Linked DNA regions of Homo sapiens: region 2 is linked to region 1. Evidence: chromatin loops called from intact Hi-C (ENCODE). Cell type or tissue: PC-3. All regions are shown on one strand. Links, peaks and the distances in the headings refer to the core of each region. The heading gives the core; the rest is flanking DNA. Region 1 has its middle 160 kb from the start of LINC01994. Region 2 has its middle 260 kb from the start of LINC01206.

Region 1 (12,259 bases), core at 4,849-7,348:
TCAATGGGATTGCATTCTGATTTGGCTCTCTGCTTGTTTGTTATTGGTGTATAGCAATGCTTGTGATTTCTGCACATTGATTTTGTATCCTGAGACTTTGCTGAAGTTGTTTATCAGCTTAAGGAGCTTGCAGGCTGAGTTTATGAGGTTTTCTATATATAGAATCATGTTGTGTGCAAATAGACATAGTTTGACTTCCTCTCTTCCTATTTGGATGCCCTTAAATTCTTTCTCTTGCCTGATGGCCTTGGCCATGACTTCCAGTACTATGTTGAATGGGAGTGGTGAGAGAAGGAATCCTTGTCTTGTGCCTGTTTTCAAGGGGAATGCTTCCAGCTTTTGCCCATTCAATATCATATTGGCTGTGGGTTTTTCATAGATGGATCTTATTATTTTGAGGTATGATCCTTCAATACCTAATTTATTGAGAGTTTTTAATGTGAAGAAGTGTTGAATTGTATTGAAAGCCTTTTCTGCATCTCTTGAGATAATCATGTGGTTTTTGTCTTTAGTTCTGTTTATGTGATTAATCATATTTATTGATTTGTGTATGTTGAACCAACCTTACATCCCAGGGATAAAACCCACTTGATTGTGGTGGATAAGCTTTTCAAAGTGCTGCTGGATTTAATTTACCAGTATTTTGTTGAGGATTATTTACATTGATGCTCATCAAAAATATTGGCCTGTTTTCTTTTTGTGTGTCTCTGCCAGGTTTTGGTATCAGGTTGATACGGCCATCATAGAATGAGTTAGGGAGAAGTCCCTCCTCCTCAATTTTTTGGCATAGTTTCTATAAAAATGGTACCAGCTCTTCTTTGTACATCTGGTAGAATTTAGTTATGAATCCATCTAGTCCTGGGCTTCTGGGATTTTCTTGGTTGGTAGGCTATTTATTACTGCCTTGATTTCAGAACTTGTTATTAGTCTGTTCAGGGATTTTTTTCTTCCTGGTTCAGTCTTGGGAGGGTGTATGTGTCCAGGACTTTATTCATTTATTCTGTAATTTCTAGTTTATGTGCACAGAGGTGTTCATACTATTCTCTAATGGCTGTTTATATCTCTGTGGGGTCAGTGGTAATATCCCCTTTGTCATTTCTGATTGTATTTATTTGAATCTTCTCTTTTTTCTTGTTTATCAGTCTATCTAGTGGTCTTATTAATTTTTTTCAAAAAAAAACACCTCCTGGATTCATTGATATTTTGAACGGTTTTTTGATGTCTCTATCTCCTTCAGTTCAGCTCTGATTTTGGTTATTTCTTGTCTTCTGCTAGTTTTGGGATATGTTTGCTCTTGTTTTTTAGTTTTGTTAGTTATGACATTAGGTTGTTAATTTGAGATCTTTCTAACTTTTTTATGTGGGCATTTAGTACTATGAATTTCCCTCTTAACACTACCTTAGCTGTGTCCCAGAGATTCTGGTATCTTGTATCTTTGTTTTCATTAGTTTCAAAAAACTTTTTTATTTCTGCCTAATTTCATTATATACCCCAAATTCATTCAGAAGCTGGTTATTCAATTTCCATGTAATTGTATGGTTTTAAGTGAATTTCTTATTCTCGATTTCTAATTTGATTGTGCTCTGGTCCAAGAGATTTTTTGTTATGATTTCAGTTATTTTACATTTGCCGAGGAATGTTTTACTTCCAATTATGTGATCGAATTTTACAGTATGTGACATGTGGTGATGAGAAGAATTTATATTCTGTTGTTTTTGGATGGAGAGTTCTGTAGATATCTACAGGTCCCTTTGATCCAGTGCTATGTTCAGATCCTGAATAGGTTAATTTTCTGTCTTGATAATCTGTCTAATATTGTCAGTGGGGTGTTCAATTCTCCCACTATTATTGTGTGGGAGTCAAAGTCTCTTTGAAGTTCTCTAAGAACATTTTTATGAATCTGGGTGCTCCTGTGTTGGGTGCATATATATTTAGTATAGTTAGGTCTTCTAGTTGAATTGAACCCTTCACCGTTATATAATGTCTTTCTTTATCTTTTTTGATCTTTGTTGCTTTGAAGTGTTTTGTCTGAAATTAGGATTACAACCCTTGCTTTTTTTCTGTATTCCATTTGCTTGGTAGATTCTCCTGCGTTCTGTTATTTTGAGCCTATGTGTGTCATTATGTGTGAGATGGGTCTCTTGAAGACAGCATACCATTGGGCCTTGCTTTTTTATCCAGCTTGTCACTCTGTGTCTTTTAAATGGGGCATTTAGCCCATTTACGTTCAAGGTGAATATTGATATGAGTGTATTTGATCCTGTCACTGTGTTGTTAGCTGGTTATTATGTTGGTTTGTTTGTGTGTTTGCTTTATAGCGACACTGGTCCTGTGTGTTTAAATGTGTTTTTGTAGTAGCTGGTAGTGGTCCTTTTTTTTTCTATCTTTAGTGCTCCTTTCAAGATCTCTTGTAAGGCACGTCTGGTGGTAACAAACTCCCTCAACATTTGCTTATCTGAAAAGCATCTTATTTGTTCTTCACTTAGGAAGCTAAGTTTGGCTGGATATGAAATTCTTGGTTGAAAGTTTATTTCTTTAAGACTATTGAGTATAGGCCCCTAATCTCTTCTGGCTTATAGAGTTCCAGCTGAGAGGTCATTTATTACTTAATTGAGCAATTATTTTCCTAGTGCTGTGATAGGTACAAGGCATGCAACAATGAAGAAGATAGTTGTGGCATCCACTTTAAGGAGCTGTGGGGTTGATGGGGAGGATAAACAATAATGTCTTGCTGGCAGAAGTACTTATTCATGTGTCTGTGCATGTGTGAGTGTGCATGTATGTTAGCATGTGCATCAGGTAGTTGAGGAATGGAAAGAAAAATTGAGGGGGTGTAAGGGGTGTCAGTGAAGGCCGCCAAGGAAGGCCTGGAGGAAAGGAAGAGAGGCACAAAGAGGAAGTAGGGAATGGAGAGTTGGATATTTTTTATCATCAAGTTAATAGTGTATATGAAAACCCAAAGTTGGGAGCAAGAGGTGAGGCAAGACATATTGGAGTAGCCAAAAGAAGCCCAGGCTGAAGTGGTAGGCAGAAGGTCTTAGGTACTACACTAAGAATGTTGGATTTCCCCAGAGTGGGAACTCAGAAAGGCATATCAGAGGAGGTATTGCTATTGATACAACAGGTCTTGCAAAATGATGACAAAACCAATGTATTGTAATTCAACATAATGAATTAGACCCAAGATCACAAAGCCAGGAATCTGTCTTAGGAAGAGCTTCCATGGCCTCTGCCTCTTGGCACCTTGGTTTCTCCAACCAAAATGGAGCAGGTATCAACTAGTTCCTTCTTGAGAGAGCACTTTGCTTGCCACACATAAGTTTTCATTGCCTGAGATCCATAAAGCAGCTTATACCAAAAGAAAAAAAATAATCATATTATATTGCTAACATATTACGAGAGATTATAAGCTCCAAGTGTAAACACCAATTATGCTCAGTTAATATTCCCTAATAATATACATTAAAATTAGCTGAATAAAGGCCAAACACTGAGCCACAATTCTTAAGATCTTATCTCTTAGTTGAAGAGCTGAATTGGGGGGGAGATCTGTATCTGGCATAGAAGATTCATTGTAGCATAAAGTACATTGCCTTCTAGCTCCTTGAGGTGTAATGCCCTCTTTCATATGATTTCCTGAGTTCTTTCAGTATATAGTCTTTTAAAGTATACCTGTTATTCATTTGTCATTCTCAACCAGGTTCTGACAAATGCTAATGGAAGAAAGGTGCCCATCTTTCTTCCAGTTATAACTTCCATGTTGTCTCAGTTATAACCACTAGGTTATAACACACAGCTCTTTCTGTTATAACATGGTCAATATCCTCCTGTTTAGCACCGAATTAGTCTCTAAATGCTGTTTCCGTTGCTTTTGGCTTTTTAACCACACATCATAACTCATAACTGCTATAGGCTTGGATGTTTCACTTTGCCCAGAATGATACTCATGGATTAATTTCAAGAGCCCCCATGCCTAAATCACCACAGCTCCATCTTAAGAGTAGTCTGCTTACTGCTGCTTCCTGGTCACATGATCATGAAAGGCAAGCAAAACTGGAGTGGGTTAGATATTTCCAAGTCCAACTGAAATTGTGAAAAATAAAGTGCTATAGTGACCACAACTGTGAATTGGCAGAAATCATTTCCAACAACAAACTGGTATAGGTTTTTACCTTCTAGGAAGGATTGTATCCATCATAGACGTTAAATTTCATAGATGAAAAAGAATTTGGTAAATGAATCAATCCCTTTGCTACATCTCCAACAAATTAATTGACCAGTTAACAATAGATTCTGATATAAAACTTTGAACCGAGTGAATTTTTTTTTTTTTTTTTTGAGTTGGAGTCTCGCTTTGTGGCCCAGGCTGGAGTTCAGTGGCACAATCTCAGCTCACTGCAACCTCTGCCTCCCAGGTTCATGCCATTCTCCTACCTCAGCCTCCAGAGTAGCTGGGACTACAGGCACCCGCCACCATGCCCAGCTAATTTTTTGTATTTTTAGTAGAGACGGGGTTTCACCATATTAGCCAAGATGGTCTCGATCTCCTGACCTCGTGATCCACCCGCCTCAGCCTCCCAAAGTGCTGGGATTACAGGCGTGGGCCACCACGCCCTGCCCGAACCAAGTGAATTCTATCCTTCACACCAGATGATAAGCTGAGTCAGCATTTTGCTAAATCAGGATAAAAAATTGTATTTAATTATTGTCTTTCTGATGATCAGTTTGAAAAAGACCATTCAAGCCTTTGCTAATTATTCTTCCTTGGTATAGGCCTTGGTTTTTATTTATAACAGAATCAGAAGAAAAGTTTGCCCACTTCGTTACCTACCATGATTTCCACTGAAATCTTTTGCAAAGTATGTGTTTTCATAACTCTAGTTTCAGGAGGTGCTCTCTAAAAAAGTTCAATGAGAAAGAAGTTTCACGGTCAGAGATTTTAGGGACAGATTACAAATTATGTCACTTCTTGCACATTTACAATAGACATTAGCATAGTAAAGCCACTGAGAAGTCCTACAGTGAAAAAACCTATGTAATTTTATTTCACTAAGACTCCCTAAACTATCTGACCACAAAAGCCTGTTTTCAAATAACACCTATTAACATCCTGTGGAACAGTGGTCCATTGAACGTCCTCAGAAAGGATGCATTAGAGAGCCAGGAGACATCCAACAAGGCCAAGATATTTTCTAACCCTCAACTTTACTAAATAACTGGCCAATTTAATTGCATTTATTCAATTACCTAAATATTAATCATTTTAAAAGTATACATTTTAACATCAACTATCTTACTGTAAAATTCTAGTCATTTAATACAAGCACCATATCAACACAGTGTCTGCCCTTTAGGAACTGCTAGTATTTTTGGAAAGAAAAAGATGCATTTCCTTAAAGGGAAGTTGCACAGAAAGGCCACATGTGATTATGTAAAAATTAGTGGGGCAGAATTAAGCACTATGAAAGTTGAAAGGAGGAGGGCAATTGAATCCACATTATCCACTTTTAGAGACAATGGCAAAACCCATACACACCCTTTGTTCCCTTCTGCCTGTCATTTTTTCTTCCTTTCCCAGAGACACTCAGAATGCAAAATGTGTTATTTGTTCTGTGCCCACAGCTTTGGCAGGTTGGGATCCCTACATTGTTAAGCCTAAAGGCATTCAATATTAGAATTTATTGTCAGGAAGTCATAGATCTTAGGTCAGGGTTAGAAGAAAACTCTTACCCTCATCTAAGCCACCACATCCCTTGTCCTGGCCCCCAGTGGTATCCTTGCTGCCACCCTGGCCCCCTTATACATGGTTCCCCAGGCAGCAGCCAGAGTGATTCTTTTCAAGTGTAAATTGGACCCGGTCTTTTTTTCCAGTGGCTTCCCATCACAATTAAAATAAAACCTAAATTCTCACCACAGGCTACAAAACCCTGCAGTGATCTAGCCCCTGGCTACCTCTCTCATCTACCTCCTACCACACACCTCCCTCACAGAACTCCAAACCCACTGGGCATCTCCTGCTTCTCCTTTGAAGGCCTGCACACTTGCTGCCCTCTTCCCCACTGTGGCATTTCTCCTCGCTTCATCAGGTCTCGGCCCAAATGTTGTCTCCTCAGAAAAGCCATCCCTGGACCCCTTACCTTAAATAGCGCCCTTATTCCACACCTCACTTCCACTTAATCCTCCATTCTCCCTCATCCTCTTCATTTTTCTGCAACTGGCTTATTGCTTTTTAAAAATATTTATGTATTTACTTGTTGACCTTCTTGAGGGAGGGGACATAATTCTGTTTCATTCAATGTTGCAGTTCACAGTGTCTGGTACACATGAGGCATTCCATAAATATTTGTTGAATGAGTTAGTCAATCAATGAATGATTGAATGAATAAATTTATAGTAGAATAAACATGCACAGCAAAGCAGGATATACGCCAAAAATTATCTGAATAAATTAGGAAGTACATACCTTCTCATAAAAATCCAGCAGGTGAGTAACTCTTATGGTGGCACAGGAATTCCAAGAACTTCCTCTGAAGAAAGTCACTTCTAGCTGGGTGGCTTTGCATAATTCACTTAGCTTTTTTGTGTCTCCAGTTCTCTTAACTGCAAAAGGAGGACAATAATAACTACCTTGCAGGATTATTGTGACAATTAAAAAAGATAATGTGTATGAAGTTCATAGGCCAGCTGTCTTCCACAGTGGATGGTCATTATTATCAATTCGCCAAAGCTTCTTTTATAGAATTTCCTTAAATAGAAAGGTGCCTTTCATAAGTTCAAAGTGAAGGCCATTTGGCCTGCTAATACATGAGAAAAATAATTAGTTATTCATGAAATGTATGGTAAGTATGAAGCAAATAAGTTTTTTAGATTATTGTTTTGAACTACCTAGACCACAAAGCCCCTCAGCATTCTGAGGATAGGGACATGTGATACATCACCTATGCACTAATGTTTTTTACTTTCAGGGGACCTCTTAGCTTATCAGGAGAAAGCTACATGAAGAGTTTAAACAAGAAAACCCTTTGGTTTTGAAGTAATTTAAGAACTACAAAGAAGATGTGAAAACAGTATGGATTCCATATAACCATCACCCAGCTTCCACCAATGATATTGTGCACAACCATAGTAGAAAGTCGAAACCAGAAAATTAACACTGGTCCGATTCTATTAACTTAGATACAAAACTTATTTGAATGTTTATGGAGGATCTTTTCTAATCTTGAAGTTGGGAGCTAATTGGGATCATATCTTGGTTCCATTAATCAGGCAAATGAGACAAACTTACAGATTAGTATATAAAGCTCTAATTTATATAATTATTTTCCTTTTCAAATAATTTTAGAATTTAAGAAGCTGTTAGTTTCTACCTACCTAGAAGTCTGGTCTACGCATTCTGAAAAAGCAAAACACAAAGCCCTTCACAGTTCTAAAGAAATGCAGATATGAGAATCCCTGATTTTAACCTCTAAGCTCAAGGCCCATATTTCCCTGAGAAATGAATTCCTCCTTTTCCTGTTAGTTCTGGATATTGCTGTGCATTAGTGTTGAAAGGGAAATAAAGCTGAGGCAGGCCCGAAATTCAGCAAGCACTTAGACTCCAGCTAGAGGAGGACTACGACAGAGAGGAGCCATCCACATGCCTAGGGAGGGCCTGAAGGTCCTGTGAGAGACATCCTTACTTGTGCTCCTTCAGCCTTTGCAAGTGCAGAAGCCACCTGCAGCCGGGCTGGTCACACACAGAAGGGCACATACCACCTGTTCCTCACCCAGGCGGTATTCTCCTTGCCGCAAAGCCTCCCGACTCACCACTTCTTCCAGTTCTGAATGTGACAAATTCGCATCAAGTGAAATTTGTTAATTTGACGTAACAAAAAGATATGCAAAAGCGTTCTTTAAAAAAACATCTAAAAATACTAACACAAAGTCAGCTATAAGTGAGGTACTGTCATTTTTTCTGTTTCATTAACTGAACGCTTCTGTTTTCCTCTTTTGTGTAACCCCACCCTGCAGGGTGGTCCACTTGAACTAATGAAATATGGCTTTAAGTGTATCAGGGTGGAGATGACTCATGCTCCATAATTAGAGTGCCTTGGGACTGAAAAACAGAGCTTTTGGTTTCAGGGCCATCCAGGTTTCACTTTTGATTCTTTATAAGATTTTTCCAAAATGTGAAGATCTTGTTCCAGAGAATAAAAAGATTGATCATGGCAAAATTATATCAGAGTACCTCTCTTTTCCCTTAATTCATGTTGTAATGAAAGAGTATAGACTATGGAGCCAGGAAAGATGAGTTTGAATCCTAGCTCCACAATTTACTGAATGTTTGAATTTGGGCAAATCATACCCTCAGTTTCCTCATCCGTACAATGGGTAATATAGTATAATACTATCTACTGGGTTTGTTTGGTGAATCAGAGAAGGTCATAAATGTGAAAGTCCTTTGCAAATAAAAGAATTTTACAGGTATGTGCCAGGCGCGGTGGCTCATACCTGTAATTCCAGCACTTTGGGAGGCTGAGGCAGGCAGATCATGAGGTCGGGAGATCAAGACCATCCTGGCTAACACGGTGAAACCCCGTCTCTACTAAAAATACAAAAAATTAGCCAGGTGTGGTGGCAGGCACCTGCAGTCACAGCTACTCGGGAGGGAGAATACTACTGAGGGAGAATGGCGTGAACCCGGGAGGCGGAGCTTGCAGTGAGCCGAGATCGCGCCACTGCACTCCAACCTGGACAACAGAGCAAGACTCTGTCTCAAAAAAAAAAAAAAAAAAAGAATTTTACAGATATGTTATCATTGCTATGTCACCTGGAAGAAACATAAAATCAAAAATCCCATTTAAATTCATTAGAACAGTTTGAATGTCATGCTAATGAAATGATTTGATAGATAAGCTTTTCCTTTCCTTCCTTTTTTTTCTCTTTCTTTTTTCTTTTCTTTTCAACTGGGGAATGAAAAGAGTATATAAAGAAGAGGCAGAAGCTATCTTTCTTCATAAAGTTCTTCGTAAAGCAATCTTCATAAAGTTCATAAGATGTGCAGTGTCCTTTTTCTCCTTATGAATATTCTCCACAAAACTGTGCTCTGAGTCTTGCCACTGTGGAAAATCTGGAGGGAAAACCTAAAGCCAGTCTGCAAGAGAGTTTTCATAAGTCTTCATGGTAATGAGAAAAATAACCATAACTTGGTGAGCTAAATTAATTAAATTTACATGACTGTCATTTATCCTGAGATTATGTCCTTCCTACCTTATTTAGTGTAAAAATCCCCTTTCTCTTCTGAAATGATGGTGATAGTGGATGGCAACTGTTTTGTTTGCTTTCAATGTCCTTACTCTGCAAAATAAGAAGTTGGCTACCCTATGTCAGGCCCCAATTATTTTTTGAAATTGGACTGGCCCATGACATGCCAATCTCTGGGAACCCTTGGCTTGGAAGGTTAATTGGAGATGGCAGGAATGGCGGTGGGGAAGCTAGTTCAGCTGCCTGTGTTTTGCTCCCTTCCCCAGAGCCCGCGGGGCCCACTGCCCCACATCCGGGCTGTCTCCAGTCCCTGGCTGTGTATCTGCGTCCCAGCCCCCCTGCTCCTCATCCCTGTCCGCTTCCCTCTCCCAGCCTCTCCGGGCTGGCGTCATCCTTCTAGACACAGCTTCATAAGTTTGCCATGTGCAGTGACCCTGTGTTGACACCGAGCCATGATACAAACTATGGGATTGTAATGAATCTCTAATTACCCACAGTACCTCAGAGAGTCGTCAGCCCTGCTGCTCAGCTATATTCCCCACCAATTTGGTCATCACCAAGCATTCAGACTGCAGCCAAACTCTATGCCTGGAAACTGGAAGCCCCCACAGTCTCAGCCAAATGAGGCTGGCTCTGCAGGCTTCTGGGAATGACAGGATGATTTGCTCCCTTGTTATGAATCAGAGAGGGCGTTTGCACATGAATCATTTAGCTCTGCATGGAGACCCTGTTCTCAACTTTTATTTCTCCTGTAGGTCAGGCTGAGTGGATGCTCAGGAACCCTCCGGTGATTGCCCTTGGGTGAGGTGGGGGCGGGGTAAACATTTTTAATTTCGTGGGATAATTCTGAATCCTACTTCTTAAGCTAAGCCAAAATGGGAGGTGAAAACTTGTCTAGGTTTCATAAAGTGACAAGCAGCAGATTTTTATTTTTCAATAGAAAATGTCATATCTTACCAGTGGGGAAAAATAGCTTCAGAAAAATGACAATAATAATATCCCTCCGCCCCCCCACTACATGCTGGAAATTGCTCTAGAGGCTGTGTATACATTATATCTAATCTTGACTAAGACAAAAACACAATCGACCAACAACAAAGTCATTTTACAGACAAGAAAACTGAGGCTTGGACTGGTTAAGTAACTTGTTCAACTCATATCGCTAGAAAGCAGCAATTTGTCTCATTCCAAGGCACAGGCTTTCTAAGAATATTTAATAGTTGGAACTTAAGAGAGATCACTGGTCTTAAAGGGAAGATGGTCTTTTAATTTACTATCAAATCTCAGTTGAAAAATTACTCCTGGTTTCCAAAATAAGTCATAGAATTTATTTTTTAAAGATTGAGTGAGATAATCAGCATGAAAATATTGACTTGAAAAAAGTTAGTAAAATACTCGAGAAAGTGCTCAACTAAGTCAAGAAACATTTCAATTCAAATATCACTGATACAAACATTAACTATTCTTTTCAATATTCAAATATCCCCTTGCATGAGACAGGTGCTGGGGAAATAAACATGCATAAGACACTCTCCACCTTCAAGGAGCTTAGAGGACATTATTGATGTTGTTCTTATTTCCCACATAATATAGTATTAAAAGTTTTATTTATACAGTGCTATATGTGAAACTTTTTAGAGCAGGTTACTAACTAATATTTCTCCGGTTTTTCAAAACCGGGGCTTACCATAGCATGAACGGTGTCATACTGTTCAGTTTGTGTGAGTTGAGGATGCCTATGGCCACTCGATGTTCAGGTTATACCCAAGCAATGTGAAAAAGTTTTTCAAGGAATAAATGTATGTATTCCAAGGTTGTGTTTTAAAACAGAAATGGATGAGCCATAGGAAGTGGTCATGTGTTTCTGAAGCCAGTCTATTTTCCTAGCATCAGGACATGATTTTAGTCCAGAGGCTCCTTGCAATCCAATTGGTTTCCCGAATTTGCAAGTAATTTGTACTTTCTGTTGTGCAACAAAGCTTTGTGATTAAGACAGTACTACTCTGTTCTTGAGACTTACAGCCTTCTCCTACCACCTAGAACAGATAATAGAAAGTAACTTTACTCATAGGGAGCATTTTTATAATTAAAATTTATAGTTCCTAAATCCAGAGTCTGTCAATCATGCCATCTCTCACCTCATCAATAAACTAATACGAAGTTTTAGCTGGAAGGGAATTTGGAGATTAATGTCTTCATTTCACAGATGAAGAAACTGATGCACAGAGAGGTGAGGAGACTTCAAAGACAAACTGAAAAAATCTGGTATACAGGATGCTAATGGAATATAAAGACGTTCTACCTGGGGTAAGAAGTTCGCATTACTCTATTTTTGAAGGTTTGCTCCCACTGTAGTGTTTCCTATATGTCCCTATCAAGTCGATGGCAGTCTCATTGTCTTTCTAAACAAGAGCCACTTCCCAAGAAGTCTGTCAACATTTTGGAAATATAAGTTCAAGCAACAAGATAATTTAGGATGTGCCTATATGAATTGAATATAACATAGGGTTCCTAAAGCCTTTCAACCATTACAGTTCATAATGCTACAACTTACTGAGCACCTTTCGTATGTCATGTATTATATATAGTGTATCACTCATTTTCACAGGCCAGAATCTATTATGAATCCCATTTTACAAATAAAGAAACAAGTGATGTTCCTACAGTCACACAGATTGTAAGTGTAATCAAGTTTCATCCACTTCTAAAGATCAGGATGCTCCCCTCCCCACCATCTGTGAACCCAAGCCCCAAAATAAGCAGAGGGTGGTAGTCTTGCTCCATTTTCAAAGCACATAAAATTGTTGTATCACGAATTTAAGGCTGGGAGGAAGTTTTACACATAACATCCTTAGCTACGTCTCTCTACCTACAAGGAGTCTCAACCTAAGTCATGGTCCCCTTTGTCTCACTACAGCCACTAAGTCAACAAAAGTATTCCTCTCTGGCTCAAGAAGAATGAAAGACTAGAGTTATGCCTCCAATGTCCACTTCCAGATCAGCCTTAAAGGAGTAA
Region 2 (12,259 bases), core at 5,554-8,053, 110 kb before region 1:
TTGTAGAAACAAAACCTGTTGTATTATAGGTCCCTGCCTACATATATGAAAAAACTCATTAAAAATATATGAAAAAAACCATTAAAATATATGAAAAAAACTCATTAAAAAACCTTTTTCAAGATGTTGAAGATAATTCCTGCCCTACAGGAAGGTTAATGGGGACATAATAAATAAAAACATGGGATAGCTCAAGTGCAAAAGCATTATCCAAACACCATACTCTGAGCTCTGAAGGAAAGGCAAACAGTGAACTCTGTGGGCTGGGGATGGGGGTGTGATATTGTAGGGAAGGCTTCCCGGAGGAGGTGACTATTGTCAAGAGATGAGTAAATGCTGGACTGATAATTTGAATAAAGCAGGAGGGATAGGTGAAGTACTAAGCATGGAGAATTACACAAAGAGAAGACCAAGACTGTGATACATCTATTCATTCTTTCATTTTCTCTTTCCATCAACAAATCTTTAGTGAAGACTTGTTCTGTCCCAGGAAGAGCCCTAGATAAACCCAGATAATGGAAGGCAACCGATGTGCCATGACAATTATTATTGTGACAGTAAGAGTGTAGCTGTGTCTGTAGTCCCTACCAAGGGCACCACTGATGCAGGAATTCTGGCTTGTCGAAACCTGGCAAATGCCATGTTTAGTGGGGGCTCCTCGTGAGCAGACCATGTTTCTACATAGTGATAGGTGGTCATGGATGACACCAACAGACTTTTCATCCCTGGGTGACTTACAGGACACAGGGACACTGTGGAGGTTAATGGTCACTGCAGCTGTTACCCTTGACACAACACCTATGGCAGATGGTTTTAGATTCCTCCAAAGAAAGAAAGGCTCTTTCCTAATACACTTGTTTTGGGGTCCTTAATTATCCATTTTCGTAACTAGTTGTTCTTCTGTTCCAACTACGCACCAGACATTTTCTGTTAGTCATCTCATTTAAAATGCTCAGAGACCCCATGTGAGGTGAATTTCTTCCCCCCACAGCTTACCAACAAGAAACAAAGACAGATGTTAAGTAGCTTTCCCAAGGTTACACAGTTTGTAAATGTAAAGCCAGGTTTTGGTGCAAAGCTAGTGTTTTGTTTTTGTTTTTTAACCACATAGTTCTATATTCATGCCTTTTCATGTTACACTTCTTGTATTAAAGCTTCTGGACATATGGGGTTGGTTGGAGGCATACTTCACGTGTACACACTTGTCACACCCAGAGAAAACATTCTAAAACTGAAGAAGAAAAATGCTGATCAGGTCTATGCTGGGAAAAGTAATATGAACCTAACGTTTCAGAATGGATTCTTTAGAATTCAAAAGGACTAATAATAAATATGATGTGGCCATTATTTTTGGTGAGCAATTAGAATAGTATTATCTTGACAGAATTGAATTTCCATGAATGGAAGTAGGAAGAGTACTTCAGAATCTGGCACATCTTCACTTTTATGTTTGAAGTAAGCACTGGAAACAATGTTTTCCTAAAAACTTCAAAAGCCCACTTATTGTTGGAAATTTGTTCACGGATATATGTAGCTGTTCTTTGGCACTGTTTCGTAGAAGCTTTAATATTCAATTTCAGAGGCTCTCTAGCACAATCATACCAATTCAGTCTTCATTCATTCACGCATTTAAAGAATTAATTTAAAGTTGCGCAAAGAACCATTTGAAATCCATAGGACTTGTAGCTCCCGCCAACCGAGTCATGAATATGCTTATATTGCTTTTCATAACAATGTGTTTGTTGAGCACAGATGTGTGTGTGCACAGTAGTACAGATCTAAGTCTATGTGCATGCCCACATACACATATACACTTCTGCATTCATAGGTACATGTGCTGTGGGATTGCCTTCTAGAGGTTGATTCATTTATTAAATAAATATTACCTGGCACACCCCATGTGCATCTCTTCTAGACAATTGCATGGCATTCAAAGTATCCTCAGATCCAGTCTATTAAGGGAAAGAAGCCAGAGGAAAATAAAATGCTAAGTACCTAACTGAGAACTGCTATTACTTAATCTATGGCAAATGAGTGGTCAGAGTTGTAGAAAGAGAAATAATAGTACTCATGGCCTCATACTGGAAGAAGCTGTGTCTTTAGCTGCCAGTGCTAGCTGCCATCCCCCGAACTCTCATCATGTGCCAGGCACTTTACAGACGTTATCTCTGGTTCACATCCTTCTTTCTAAGATGAGAAAGCAGACATTAAGGGACATACCTAAAGATACACAGAAGCTGTGGACAGAAGCAGAATCCACACCCAGTTCTGCAGGCTGCAAAGTCCTCACACTTTCCACTCCACCCATTACTCCTCTTCACTCTTTTACTCCCTTTCACTCCTCAGAAAAAGAAGGAGGCTTTCCTGTAATGGAACAAACTAAGGCTCATGGCCAGTGCTACGCTTTCCCTGCTTGTGGCCTCCATAGGACACACACATGGATGCCAGGAGATGGAGCAGAGTGGCAAGTTTGGGAGGATGCTAATAAGAGGGGAGAAATTCCATACTGGAAATAAGCTGAGCTAGGAGGGGCTGGGCAGGCATTACCAGAGAAGCCTGTTCATGTCAGGGACTTTGCTCTGTGCAGGCAGGCACACATGGTGGGTCACGAGGCGCTCCCTCAGCCTTGGAACCCTCCACGTCTCTCATGGCCCTAGGAAAGACCTAGGCTCAACACAAACTGAAATAAAAATGTAAGGCCCCGTCATGGGATCTCTGGGGCTATGATGGTGGACCAGCAGCCTACACAGCAATAGGTGGCTCTGATATCCTATATTCACACCTCCCATAGATAGTACTGTCAGTGATTCGTGATATTGTATATATTGATGCACACACATTTTCATATACATGTTAGAGATAAGAGTGGTTGACATCACTAGAAGACAGCTTGTTTATAAAACAACATCCTTCTGATAAATTTTTGAGGTAAAAACTGGCTTTGGGAGTAGAATTTATTATTTCTATTGTTAAATCCGAATAATGTTAATTTTTCTTGCTAAAGTACTTAAGTGCCCTTATTTTGTTTTTACTAGGCATATTTTGTTGTTGTTGTTGTTGTTGTCATTTTTGAGACAGAGTCTCGCTTTGTCACCCAGGCTGGAGTGCGGTAGTGTGATCTCGGCTCACTGTAACCTCCCCTCCCAGGTTCAAGCAATTCTCCTGCCTCAGCCTCCCCAGTAGCTGGGACTACAGGCGTGTGCCACCACATCCAGCTAATTTTTGTATTTTTAGTAGAGATGGGGTTTCACTATGTTGGCCAGACTGCTCTCGAACTCCTGACCTCAAATGATCTGGCTGTCTTGGCCTCCCAAAATGCTGGGTACAGACGTGAGCCACTGCACCTGGCCTGTTGTTGTTTTTAAAGGAGTAGGAGTTGATTTTGTAAAAGAGCTATTAATGGTGTCCTTCATATTAAATGATGATTGTTTGATGCCTTAGATCTCAGAAAATTTAGTTTAATAATCCAACTTAACACCTCACATCATAAGGTGAGAATGTTTAAGTCATTTGCATAAGTGCCCAGTGAAGCAGTGGTGGGAACTCCTGACCAGCACAATGCTGGCTGGGTGTTATGGCAGAGCAATGGCTGTGAAGAAAGCATGACCGAAGAGTGCTTTTCTCCTCCTCTTTCTCTTCCTCCTTTGCTTTATTCTTATTCTCCAAGAAAAGTGAAGCACTAGACTTTTATTTTCTAAATAAAATTTTTATTTTAGAATAGTTCTAGATTTACAGAAATATTGCAAAGATAAGAGAGTTTCCATACACCCCACACCATTATTAACATCTTACATTAGTACATACAGTTGTCACAATTAATCAACCAATACTGATACATTGTTATTAACTAAAGCCCACACTTTACTCAGATTTCCATAGTTTTTGTTTTGTTTTGTTTTTTTGTTTTTCTTTTTGAGATGGAGTTCGCTCTTGTTGCCCAGGCTAGAGTGCAATGGTGTGATCTCGGCTCACCACAACCCCCACCTCCCCGGTTCAAGTGATTCTTCTGCTCCAGCCTCCCGAGTAGCTGGGATTACAGGCATGCACCACCACGCCAGGCTAATTTTGTATTTTTAGTAGAGACGGGGTTTCTCCATGTTGGTCAGGCTGGCCTCGAACTCCCAAACCTCAGGTGATCCACCTGCCTCGGCCCCCCAAAGTGCTGGGATTACAGGTGTAAGCCACCACGCCCGGCCCAGATTTCCATAGTTTTTACCGAATGTCTGTTTTCTTTTCCAGGATCCCATCAGGGATACCATATTATATTTGTTGGTCATGTCTCCTGAGGCTCCCATTGGTTGTGATAGTTTCTCGGAATTCTTTATTTTTGAAGACCTTAACAGTTTTGAGGAATACTGCTCAGATATTTTATTGAATGCCCCTCAATAGAGATAAGGTTTATCTGATGTTTTCTCATAATTAGAATGTAATTGTGAGGGGAGGGAAACCACAGAAGTAAAGTGAAATTCTCTTCACATAATGCATCTTCATTTTTAACATAAGTAAAACACCTGGCACATTGGGTACATAGTAAGTACTCACTAAATGTAAAAACTGTCAATAAATGTCAGATTCTTCCTCTCCTCCCTTTCCTAGGCCAGTTGGGTAACTGAAATTTGTATATGAAATGTCTTTACCATGCGTCAGTTCCTCTCCTCTAGGAAAGGTGAGAACCAGAGAGAAGGCAGGCTTGACCCCACTGTGTGCTCCCAAAAGGTAATCTCTGTGGCATGTGACAACAGGCTGGCTCTTTGCTGTGTGTTCTGGTTGGGTTTGGTCTGTGGGGCAGTAGCAGGAGTTCAGAGGGCAGGAGGAGAGTGAGATGGGGTATTTGCTCTGAGCTGACTCCCCCCTACGTTTGGTTGACATGGGCTGGCTGCCTCCCCCAATGCAGGCCCTTGCATGCAGCCCTGTTCACAGCAGCAGCCCTCCCTGGTTCTTGCCCCTGCTCCTCTCCTTGCGCCCCTTCAGGCTGAGGGGCATGATGGTGCCTCCATGCTGCCTATCCAGGGATTTGCACTTTCTGTTATTGGTTTCCACAAATCCTGCTTATAACCCTGTAAACTGTTTCTTTATTTAACTCTCCTCAATTACCCATTTTGTGTCACTCTCTCACCAGGGTCTTGACCGATAATGTCCCCTATATAAATTTGGATACAGAAGAATTGAAAGGGGCTTCTAACAGGTCAGGTAGTCAAATAGCATCTATTGAATTGTGACCTAATAGGATGGTTTCATATGTTTAGAGGATGAATCACTGTAGCAGAAACTTCTATGCTACTGTTCTCTGTCTTTCTAACGCTCTTCAGAATGACCTTTGCAGGCTTTCCATTTATTTTAATGATGCTACCATTACACAAAATATTTTTGGAATTCTAGAATCCCTGCTTGAAAATTATATTTAGAGACAGTTTAACTTATAGTGATCTTACCAAACTTGATTCCTCCTCTCTTCACCAACCTGAGTTTTGAATCACTTTCAACTATTTCCAAAATCAAATTCAACTTCAAAGAGTGAAGCTTTTACTGGTGATATTTAGACCAACAAGGCATAGTTTCCACAAGAATTTTTTTAGAAATGAAAGAAAAGAGAGAGTTCTGGAAGTGTTAAGCCACAGCAAAATTTGAAATAAGTATAGAGCATACATAGGTGGCTACTTTAAGATGGACTGGATTCATTTACATGCATAGATTCTTCTGTGTTTTTTAAAAATTTGTCATTAGACCATAATAACATAGTGTTTTATAATTCAGGTTCTAAGGTCAGACTGTCTGGATTTAAATGCCGGCTTCATCATGTATTATCTGTGTGTGACCTTAGGCAAGCTGGCTAACCTCTCTCTGCCTGGAGTTTCTCATCTGTAAAATGCAGACAATAAGAGTACCAATGTTGTAGGGTGTTCTAATAATTAAATAAATTAGTATTTGTAAAGCATTTTACATTGTGCTAGAACATAGGAGGAAATCAATTATTAGCTATTGCATCATAGGTCTTGATTAATGACCATTAATTTTCAGCAAATTGGCGCTGTAACTATATTTTTATATTCTTAAATCTTACTAATTTAGTTGATGGTTGTTATCTTCATTAGGCACTACTAAGATGTAAAAGCAAGATTTGTTCAGAGATGAATAAAGTGAAGAAATATATTTATATTTACTTTTTTGTTTTTACAACCAAAAATTGAGTGTCCTTTGAAAAGAAAAAAGTCTCTGAAGGCTAAGGTTTCTGACAACATTCAACTAAATAAGCCCCAAGGCTGGGAAAGGAATTAGAGTGGGCTAATTCACCAACTGTTATGGACCTCAGTCCCTCACATATATCCAAGCACAGAGAGAAAAGTGAGAAATATCATTACCAAGTGTATATGTTACAGTAAAATGACATACATAGAATTTTTTTTTCTAAATGTTTCAAATAAACACAACATTTTCTAATTATTCAATGACAGGTTTTACCTTTAAATTTCTAAGCTGTAGCACACTCCTGGGCTATAAGTAAATATGCACACACACACACACACATACACACACATATTTTTAACTATTATACAGTCAAATTAAGTTGGCTGGAACTACTGAGTAATCCCATGAATTAATGAGGTAAACATTTGCCCCCACTGGGATGTGGAAGACTTCCAGGACTCCCAAGCTTACACCTGCAGAAACCGATGATTCACCTCTGAGTCACTCGGCAAACGTTAGCAAGGAGAAGCCAGCTGGGATACAGGGGATGCACTTGGCTGCTGGCTCTCTCTCGCTCTCCTGGAATAATGACATTAATGACACTTCCAAACAGCTCACCCAGTCACAAAGTGGGAGATTACAAAATCCATGTGGCAGCTGATTTCCTAATAGGAGGCATTAAACAGGACATTGCATGTTTTATGGGCTAGGGTTGATTAGACTATAAGACTTAAAATATGTAGCTAAAGTGGTTGAAAAATAGGCCTTGGAAGTTCAGATCAAAGCATTACAGAGGGGTGATTAGATAAATAAAAAGTTTAAGCCTAACTGAGCAAATAATTGCACATCCCCTGAAAAGCTCAGTTCACAGGGATTGATCAAATGTGAGTCACCCCAGGCACAGATGTCTTTCTAAGAATATTTCTTTTAATTTTTTTAATGTACATCAAAAGAAAAAAAAATCTGGGCACTGACCAGCAAATACTCCTGTTTGTATAAGAAAAGCCTCTTTAAGATACTGACAAATATATATATATATATTCCTCATTGTTTAAATAGGCCATTTTTTTTCCTTTCTCTTCCTTCTCAGTCTATAGTAAAAGGTTTTACCTGTTTTAACACAGATTGAGAGCTCATCTAAGAAAATTCTAAAATATTTCTGGAGTCTTATCTTGTCCATTATTATATAGAAGTTAGATTCAGGTTTATGTTAAAAGCATGTACTGATATTTTTTTCCTAAAGAAAAATATACCACTGGAGAGACTTATCTTCATCTAGTTAAAAAACAAAAACATTTGCTAAGCTTATTTGTGCATTGGTATGTGCCAGACAGAACTTATCTCATTTAATCCCCATGAAAATGCTCAAAGGCAGGTTTTCATATTTCTGTTTTATATGTGATGAAATGGAAGCACACTTACAGATTAAATAACCTGTCCAAAATTGCAAGGCTGGGAATTGGCAACGCGGAGCATGAGCCAAGACCTAACAGTGGGCTTTTCCCGCCTAAGATCACTTCTTACAGTCATTCTCTAGCGTCCACAAATCTGCAGTACTACCTAGATTTCAAACATTTCTATGAGCTGATCTTCACTGCTTTTTTTGAGGCAAGACCCCAGTATTATTTCTTATTTTGCAAAAAACAATCTGACGTAGAGATCACGGCTTTCCAAAAACTACATAATAATACCAGACAGATGAACACGTTGATGTGCACTCACAGCCATTAGGTTTCAAGTCTGTGATTTGGCCATCAGCCCCTGTGGCCGGGTGACCAGGCAAAATATTTTGGTAGCTGGATTTCTTGGTGAGCTCTTGTCCCTGCCCCAGAATCAGCAGTTTCTTTGGGAGCAACATTTGTCTTATTATAATAAACCCAAGAAAATGGTGATCAGAATTATTATTGATGATATTTGACAACTTATTTACATACCACTCATAGCTAACACTCTTTTTTTGGTATTAACACTTCATTTGTTAGAAATTTTTTACTCAGAAGTTTTAACAATGTTAAAAACCAGAATTTTGATAATTCATTCCACCAAATCAAAGAAAATAAACATGTCTGCTTTCACATATGTTACCATGAAGATTTGTCAAGAAATATCTAAATAACCTCAAGAAAAATTAGGGGAAAAAATAAACATATTTTGAAAACGTAATTGTGGGGCAATTCCTTTCTCTTTTTTCATTTTTATTATTATAAAATATCTAAAACAGAACCATGTACCTTTAACTCATACCAAATCAATAACAGATATCATCTTTCAATTTTCTGCCTTACCTACCTCTTGGCTTAATATGTTCTGTACATTGCTTCCCATTCACAGAAAGGGTGCAGGGCTGGGTTTTGTTTGTTTGTTTGTTTGTTTGTTTGTGCAGAGATGATCATAGATTGAGCTACATGTATGCAACAGTTTTGACAAGGAACCAGAGAAGTAGCTGGCCAGCCGCCTGTGGTACATGCGGTCTCACTCATATGAGCTGGCTTTCTACCAATTTCTAGAACTGGAAATACTCAAAGACAGAGCAGATCAGTGGAGACAAGCAGAATGTAGGTTGGTGTTCCTTGTAGGGCTGCACCCCAAAAGAACAAGCAGAGGAATCAGGTGAAGAGGGAAGCAGGCCGATAAAGGATGAGAGACACACAGAGATGAGGGGGATCGTGCAGCCTCGTGGAAAGAAATGTTTTCTTGATTACCGACTACCTTCTAGGTGCCTGTTCTATGAGACCTGCCCATAATTCCCACCTATGGGTCCAATGACATTTCCTGTATTTTCACACTAACAGCACCCAGGAATACCTTGATTTTTCTACTTGAAAGCTAGTTTGGGTTCTAACACTCTTTCTGAAGTTTGTTTACTCAAATATTTCTGCAACAGGTTGTTGCTTTATATTTCAATTTCCCCTCAGACAGAAAGGGGCAGGGAAACAGCTTAGCACACAGAAACTTTGAGAAAGTTGCTAAGCTCCCTGAGCCTCAGTTTCTTCACTGCTAAAATGGTATTAGCTCATAGGGTATTGTCTTAGTTCACTTCGGCTGCTGCAACAAAACACCACAGACTGGGTTGCTTAAACAACAAAAATTTATTTCTCACAGATCTGGAGGCTTGAAGTCCAAGATCAAAGTACTGGCCACTTCAGTCCCTGGTGAGTTCTGTCTTCTTCCTAGCTTGCACATGGCCATCTTCCTGCTGTATCCTCACATGGCAGGACAGAGAGGAGAGAGAGAGAGCGAGCTCTGGTCTCATTTTATAAGGGCACCAATCTCATCGTGAGGGCATCATGTAAACCTTATTACCTCCCAGAGGCCCTGCCTCTTTATACCATTGCATTGGGAGTTAGGGCATTGACATGGGAATTTGGGGGAGGACATAAACAGTCAGACCATAACAGGTACCACCAGTAAAGCAACTGGCAAGAGCTCCATAAATGTTAGTCATTATTACTGTCACTCAGATACCAAACTTAAGGAAACAGATGATATGACAATAAAGAGCGTCTGTTTACCCATCTTGACAAATATCAAGAGACAAGCATTTATTGTGCCAGATGCTGAAAGACACAAATAAGAATAAGGCAAAGTTGCTTCCCCTCAAGGAGCCCCTGGTCTCCTGTGCTCTTTGGAAGACTCTGCTCCAGAAGACATCCTGCTCTCCTTGAGGACCACCCTCTGTTTTGCAGGGAAGGTGACTAGCTATGGAAAAACATCCATGACAGGCCTGGAACACACACCTGTTGCACAACTATAAAAGCCATTAGACAGAAGTCATTAGACAAGCATTCAAATTCCAGTTGTTGTAGTTACTGCCTGTGACTTTGGCCAAGTCACTTAACCTTGTTCAGTTCAGCTTTCTTCTCTATGGAATAGGAATAATATTTATTCATTTTTTACTTTAAAATGTTCATGTTTTTATTACTATTGCATCAAAAAAGATGCTTATCTTGCACTTTACAGTGTGGTGCCTAAGAAGGAGACAGCTGTGCACAGCATGGGGACTGCAGAGTCCATGGGGTGAATGTGGAATCATCACCACCACCATCATCATTATTGTATTAGTTCATTCTCACCTGCCATAAAGATACTACCTGAGACTGGGTAATTTATAAACAAAGGAGGTTTAATTGACTCACAGTCCCACATGGCTGGGGAAGCCTCAGGAAACTTACAATCATGGCAGAAGGGGAAGCAGGCACCTTCTTAACAGGGCAGCAGGAGAGAGTGTGAGTGTGTGAAGGAGAAACTGTCAAACACTTACAAAACCATCAGATTTTTCACTCACATAAGAACTCACTTGCTAGCATGAGAACAGTATGGGGGAAACCACTCCCATGATCCAATCACCTCCCTCCCACGACCTGTGGGGATTACAGGTTCCTCCCTTGAGATGAGATGTGGGTGGGGACACAGAGCCAAACCATATCAATCATGATTTACTGTATATCATACCCCATATATGTCATATCTAACAACTACAACCCTAATTTGCAGAGTTATTGTGAGAATTAAATGAAATGTATGTAAAATCAGCTATCTGTAGTTATCTCATACAAGGACTCAATAAATGTTCTTAAAATAAACATAACCAAATCAAGCATAGTCCCTTCTTGTCTGGAGGGTATGTGAGGAGAAAGGTTCTGCCCTATCAACACATTTATCTGTAACAACGGGCAGAGCTCAATAAATTGCCATAATATACTGAGGCTGTGGCTCCATGAAGACAAACTTACAAGCAGAGTGGCCGTGCATGGTGAACTTCTGTCCTTGTCCTCAGGGATCCACCAGCTGGGGGTCCTTGCAAGTCGCAGTGTTAACATTTAATGTGCTCTGGCACCAAAGATAAAGCAAACATGAAAAGTTTTTCCAGTGCTACCTAGGTTTTCACTGATTGCTTTAGAAATCATCCACATATTAAAAATGAAAAACAAAACACAGCAAGTCTAAAATAGGGTTAGTTCCTTCTCCCCTAAAGCATTTTTCCACATTCTCTTTGTCTCATGGAAATGAAGATTCAAAGGAAAGTTTCAGAAGTGATACATGCCCATTTTTTTCCCTAAATTTAGATTTGAACCTCAATGAATACTAATGGAGAGAGTGAGCCAATATAAAATAGTGTTTTTCAAAGACTGATAGAGTACCCTTCTCAGAATCAATTGACGTCTTTGTTAAAAATGTAGATTCCAGACTAGTTATCTTGACCCTCTGGGGAGGAGGCCCTGGAATCCCCACGTTTAACAGGCTTCCTGGAGGACTGACTCTCACACAAAGATACTGGAGAAACTCTGATGAATGAGGATGAAATTTTCTGAACTTATTTTGCCTGCAAACAACACCAGCTAATTTTTAAAACAAAGCAATAACAGGTTGAATTAAAATTGACAAATGAGAAGACGGAGTACCTAAAAACATTTCTGATTGAAATTCAGTTGTCCTTTGATATCTGTTTGGGACTGGTTTCAGAAATCCCCTGTGCATAGCAAAATTTGAGGTTGCTCAACTCTCTCATACGAAATGGTGTAGTATTTGCATATCACCTATGTACAACCTTCTGCACACTTTAAATCATCTCTAGATTACTTATAGTATCTATACAATATAAATGCAAATGTAAATAGTTGTTATACTGTTTTTAATGTTGTATTCCTATTTTTATTTAAAAAAATATTTTTATCTGCAGGATCCGCAGATGCAGAACCTGAGGATACAAAACCATGAGTATAAAGGGACAACTGTAGTAGCAAACTCCAATTTGCAAACAATCATTTTACCAAGTTTGATCCTAGGGCTAGTCTAAGCTTACCAATGTGTTAGGGACCATCTAATAATTTAGAAAGAAAAAAGTGTGTGTGTGCGTGTGTGTGTGCATGTATCACCATCAAGTAGACCAAAATGTTAAATAACCGCAAAACAATAGGGTCACAGAATCATGAATTACATCTCTTTGATGCATAAAAGTGCCAAAATAATCTCAATACTCAGGAAGACTCACTGTATATTAACCAATATTGTGTGCCCACCCTGCTGGACACTGCCCTAGCCCCTAACGTACAAAGATGAATCAAACATAGTT

What was found. Hi-C counts contacts between places; a loop is a spot of excess contacts. Peaks named below come from ENCODE experiments on the same cell type or tissue, not always from the same donor. Only the 100,000 strongest peaks of a DNase experiment are listed, where the experiment ranks them.
Region 2: it touches region 1 in a loop (12-fold over the local background); 1 of 110 quality-filtered maps calls a loop at or near these places.

The regions. Positions count from the first base shown.
Region 1 is chr3:182,317,695-182,329,953 of GRCh38, forward strand. No RefSeq gene overlaps it. Among named protein-coding and RNA genes, the nearest start is that of LINC01994, 160 kb to the right of the region's middle. RefSeq lists enhancers at 9,051-9,592, 9,593-10,133. In PC-3, for the core only: no CTCF peak of the experiment used is centred there; DNase peaks (open chromatin) are centred at 5,627 and 6,367; H3K4me3 peaks cover 429 bases; H3K27ac peaks cover 1,186 bases.
Region 2 is chr3:182,205,957-182,218,215 of GRCh38, forward strand. No RefSeq gene overlaps it. Among named protein-coding and RNA genes, the nearest start is that of LINC01206, 260 kb to the left of the region's middle. RefSeq lists enhancers at 6,322-7,521, 6,425-6,926. In PC-3, for the core only: no CTCF peak of the experiment used is centred there; a DNase peak (open chromatin) is centred at 6,685; H3K4me3 peaks cover 254 bases; H3K27ac peaks cover 958 bases.